Linked DNA regions of Homo sapiens: region 1 is linked to region 2. A link is a loop called in an ENCODE intact Hi-C map of the cell type or tissue named here. Cell type or tissue: heart left ventricle. All regions are shown on one strand.

What was found. Peaks named below come from ENCODE experiments on the same cell type or tissue, not always from the same donor. Only the 100,000 strongest peaks of a DNase experiment are listed, where the experiment ranks them.
Region 1: a loop joins it to region 2, with 5 times the contacts of the local background. A loop is called at or near these places in 53 of 110 quality-filtered maps.

The regions. Positions count from the first base shown.
Region 1 is chr4:138,866,295-138,868,794 of GRCh38, reverse strand. The region is part of intron 2 of LOC105377448 (a long non-coding RNA gene); the gene reads left to right. Among named protein-coding and RNA genes, the nearest start is that of NOCT, 150 kb to the left of the region's middle. RefSeq lists an enhancer at 2,207-2,500. In heart left ventricle, no CTCF peak of the experiment used is centred here; no DNase peak of the experiment used is centred here.
Region 2 is chr4:138,684,784-138,687,283 of GRCh38, reverse strand. No RefSeq gene overlaps it. Among named protein-coding and RNA genes, the nearest start is that of NOCT, 330 kb to the left of the region's middle. In heart left ventricle, no CTCF peak of the experiment used is centred here; a DNase peak (open chromatin) is centred at 1,043.

The DNA of each region.
Region 1 (2,500 bases), 180 kb before region 2:
GTGTACCATTTGCCTCTCAACAAGTGGGAGGCAATCGAGCCTCTGCCTTCTCCACAGCTGCTGAGGCCACAGACCCAGTGAGCAGGGATCCAGAACTGGACTCCAGCTCCTTTCCCAGCCAGACTCTGCGTTAGAACCCCTGCTGGCTGTCAGACTCATGAAGCAAATGGAATACAGTGTAGATCCTCTGGGTTTCCACATTTCAGCCACTTTTTCTTATGAGTTATTTGCTCTGGTCAGCATGTTGCAGGAAACACTTTTCAATGTGGTCTCCTGAAGTCCCCTTACTGGTCTGGGGGACCACACCACCCTACTCCCCAGGGAGGTTTTCTGGGTACTGACAAGACTTACAGCAGCATAGCTCTCTCCAATGATAAGAGTCTCACCAAAACTCACCAAAATTCTCTCTTCTCTCTGCCCTCTTTTCCTATCCTTATCCAAATGCAGATACCAAGAATTGTGGAAGGGATTGGGGGGTTATCTCTGTAAATCTGCATAAGGGAGGTCTGTCCCAATCACTTTTATATCATTAATTGTTTTGGGCTCATCAGTAGAAATGGAGGTGAAAGAGTCTCATTCTAATGTCCCGTTTTTTGAGGACTGAATGACATTCTATGAGTGAACACCAAATGGGACAAGATCTCTGTCAACTATCAAATTTTGTGCAAATGTCACTTCTTAGCATCGCCATTCTCTGCTAATATGATAATGGATTCTTATTACAACTACTGTCAAGAAGGATGGAAAAACCCTTTCCAGCTTGAAAACGTACTTTCTGGAAACAGTGCTGCAGATCCTGGGAGGATTAGTGAGTGGTCATCTGTAGTAGGAGAGCAGTTAATTTCGGATGCTGTGTCAGAGATTAGGGACAGTGGCAAATTGTGTGCTGTGATTGTGCAGTGGAACTAACCATGCTGTGGAGACGTTCCCTATGCAAGTTGTATGAGGGCAGATAATGACAGGCAAGTGACTGCAACCCGAGGCGGTTGTGTCTAAAGTCAAAGGGAAATTCAGTCAGCTTCACTTAATAGCTAAAGAATGAGAGGCCGAGGGTGGCATTCCAGGCAGAGGCCTTGGGAGTGCAACTGGAAAGGAGAAGGGGCTGCATGGGGCGGGCACGTGTGTGGTGGGTATATAGTGTGTGTGTGCACAGTGTGTGGAGTATACAGTGTGATGTGTGGTGTCGAGTGGTGTGTGTGTGGGGGGGTGTATAGTGTGGTCTGTGTGTGGTGTGTCGTGTATACTGTGGTGTGTGTGGTGTGTGTGTTGCATGGTGTGTGGTTTATGTGCATTGTGTGGAATATATTGTGTGTGGTGTGCATGTGGTGTATAGAGTATAGTACGGTATGTGTGGTGTGTTGGGGTGTGTGTGTGTGTGTGCATGTTGTGTGAAGTATAGTGTGGTGTGTGGTGTGTGTGTATGTGTGTGCATGGTGTATGGTGATACTGTGTCGGAGTGTGTGTGTGGTGTGTATGGTATATGGAGTATAGTGTGTATGCGGGTGTGGTGTATAGTGTGTGTGGTGTGTAGTGTATAGTGTGTGATGTGTGTGGTGTGTGGAATATAGTGTGGTGTGTGTGTGTTTGTGTACATGTTGTGTGATGTACAGTGTGTTGTGTGGAGGATAGATGGTGTGCAATGTAGTATGTGGGTATATGTGTGTGGTGTATGTATGCTGTGCTGTGTGTGTGGTGTGTATTGTGTGGTGTGTGTGTGGTGTATGCATGCTGTGCTGTGTGTGTGGTGTGTATTGTGTGGTGTGTGGTGCCTGTGTGCCTATAGAAGATGGAAAGGTGTCCTCAGAGATTAATTAGACGCTGACTTGGTCTGACAGAAAGTTGAGGGAGGGGAGGTCTTAAGAGTCAATGTGGAGGTTATACTTGATAAATAGTGAATGTTGAGTCAAATTGGGTTCCCTCAAATCAGGTTTTTCATCACAAAAACAGCACATGCATGCAGCAACACATGACGCATTCTAAAATGTGCATACATCAAAGGCAATGTGTCCCACCGCCGTCCTGCTCAGCTGCTCCAAACTTGTTCCCTTTGTTCCCATCCTGGCCCAGCGCAAGGCTCGATTTCACCCTGAAGTCACTCTCTAGTGCTTGTGTCTCACCTGATTAGGGCCAAGGTGGCAGCTCATGAGTGTCTGGTGTTGCTGGACTGGAGACTGGGAGTTTTCCACTGGAGGGTGGTTGGGAGGCAGGCACAGGGCTGTGCTGGGTAGACTTGGGGAAGCAGATCAGTGCCACTCCACAGGGGACACCACCGGGTGACAACAACCCTTGGTGATGGGTGGTCCTCACCTTGGGGCAAAGCGGCAACACCTCAGCCCCTCTCAGCTTGCTGCAGCTCCCTGGGGCCTGCTGGACTTTCTCTTCTGTGGGGGATCATAGCTGCTCCTTGTCACCCACTCCTGCCCCTGTAATATGCCTCCTCCATTTCTTCTCTATAGACATGGGGGTTCTACCTAAACCTCTGCTCTGTCAGTGTATGGCA
Region 2 (2,500 bases):
CCTTCCACAGTTATTAAGCTCTGTAGCCTTGGAAAAGTCACTACACTTGTCCTGGACTCAGGCTTCTCATCTGTAAAGTAGGGATAATCATACCTAGTTTCCACTGTTGTTAGAAGGATTATGGTTAATGAATTAGCAAATTAATTTGATAGAAATTGATGGTTAGGTGCTGTGCACTATGGCAGGCATGGAAAGAATCAGACCCGTGAGACTTCTAGGAGCTAACAAGAGAGAGAGACAAATAAGTTTGTAAGCCTGTAAATAAAACTAATATGTGCCGTGAAGGATGCAAACAGCATAACAGAGTCAGCAGTTTTCACAGGGTGGTCAGGGAAGGTTCCCTGAGAATGTGATAATGTCTGTGTGGCACTGTCACACCTCCTGGCACGGGGTAAAATGAACTCTTTGTAGTTCGTTTTATCCCAGGGACACTTGCCTGAGGACAGGAGAATTCGGGAAGGGCTGCGTGAGAAAGGGGAATGTGGTAGCAACAGGGATTGCTGTCTTGTAGACTTCCCTGCTCTCCCTTTATGCCCTTTTTCTTTTTAAAGGGACAGGTTCACATACAAGCCTCAGGAAGAGGAGGAATTTGCTCTGCAATGTGCTGGTTTGTCATGTGTCCTTGTCCAGAACACCCTCTCCATCCCCTTAGCCTGCTGTCCCCCATTGTGATGAGGTGAAGAGGATGCCTGTAAATCATCTCAAGCCTTAGAAAGAATGCAGGCATCGCAGTGGAAATATTAATAACATGGCTGCTGGGCTTTGAATTCATGGAATGTTTTCTCTGAAGTGCTCTGAAGAGAGGCGGTAATAGGGTTTGGCATTATTTTCTCTCAGGAGAGAAAGAGGAGCGCAAAGGCATAGATGGCATTTGCTAGAAATGTCATGGGTAGAATCAGCCAGGCCTTCCACGTAGGCCCCTGTTGCCAGTTCAGTGCATTGACCGCCAGGTGGTTTGCTTTAGGGGACATCTGGATGGCACCCTCCTTCTCCGCTGGCTCCGTCCTCCCTGTGCCTTCCAGGCTCCATGAGTTTGCGCCCCGGGAATCCTGCCAGGCTTGTCACTTCCCCAGTAGAGGCAGACAGGGCTGCACCCTGCATGCTACAGTCAGAGGACTGGGGAGCAAAACAGAGATTTTTTTGTTTGGCAGTTACAAACTCCTTCATCATGAAATTCATTATAAAAAGCAGGTCAGACATCAAATATTTTAAAAAACCTGTCTCTGATTTAGACCAGGCTATCACCAAAGGACAACAGGAAAAGTATTTTTCAGAAGGTTTAGGGGACCAGGATAGGAAAGAGTGAACAGCCAGGATTTTCCACTGGATCTTCTGAGAGCTCTTGTAGGAGGTGGATGAGTTCCTTGGTCAAAAGTGGGTGTGGTAAATGTGGAAAGGCCAAGGGAGGGTGCTTCGGGACCTCAGGGGCATCAGGTGAAAGGTGGCAGGGCAGATCAAAAGCTCGCTCAGGGGGTTATTATTATTTTTGCATTTGGTTAAAAATTGACAAACTAATTGCCGAGCCCATTGTCAGAAAACTGGCAACCCATTAGAGATGATTGTAAGCAATTTCTGTCTATTATTCCTAATGAGACTGACGCAGCCTCATCTTCTGTACTTAGTGCTCAGAGAGAAATGAGGGTTTTGTCTGTTTCTCTAACTCAGCCAGAGAGCATCTGCTGCACTAAACCTGCGTGGGGCTGCTGTGCAGGACACAGGGCTTTTCGAATATTCCTGACCTCAGCCGGGAAGATGGATGATTTGTTTGTCTGATTGCCTGAGTCTCTTGCCGCCTCTTCATTTTCCACCTTCTCTTCCTTCCAAACACTCTTCTTACTCCTGGCCAACTCTCAAGATACAGTTAATCTAAAAAGCAGGAAAACAAAATTGAATAGAAAAACAAAACCGAACACTTTTAGAAGTGAAACTTTAAATATCGAAAGCTGAAGCTTCTTGGATTTGAGTATTTTAGTGGGGTTTGGAAAAGACCAAAATATTCCTTCAAAATCACTTAGAATATTTTCTACTTTCAAATATTGGAGTAAATACTTATATATTAGTAGACTGTCCAGGTTCTTGATTAGAAAAGAGAAAGGTGTCCAATATCCCTTCAATCTAGGATATTGCATCTCAGCCCACTTTTCTTGCGCTAGCCCAGATAGAGTCAACATTTCTAAGTTCAGTTCAAAGGCAAGGTTTTCTATGGCGCGTCAGACATCCTTGTCTCCCCCCTTGGTGAAGGCCTGAACATTGTCTTCTTCCATCTGTGGGAGGGAAGTTTGTGTTCTAGGATGCCCCCCTCACACCCTCACCTTTCCCATGGTCTTCCATGACTAGGATGCACTTTTCTCTTCCATTTTTTTTCACAACAAAATGAGTTCTGGTTCATCTAGTAGATATGCAGATGAGGAAGTCCATTTTAGTGGATTTTCTGTCCATTTTAAAACCAATTTCTGTGTCAATTGCCTACTATTTGCAAAATCATGAAGATCAGAAGAAA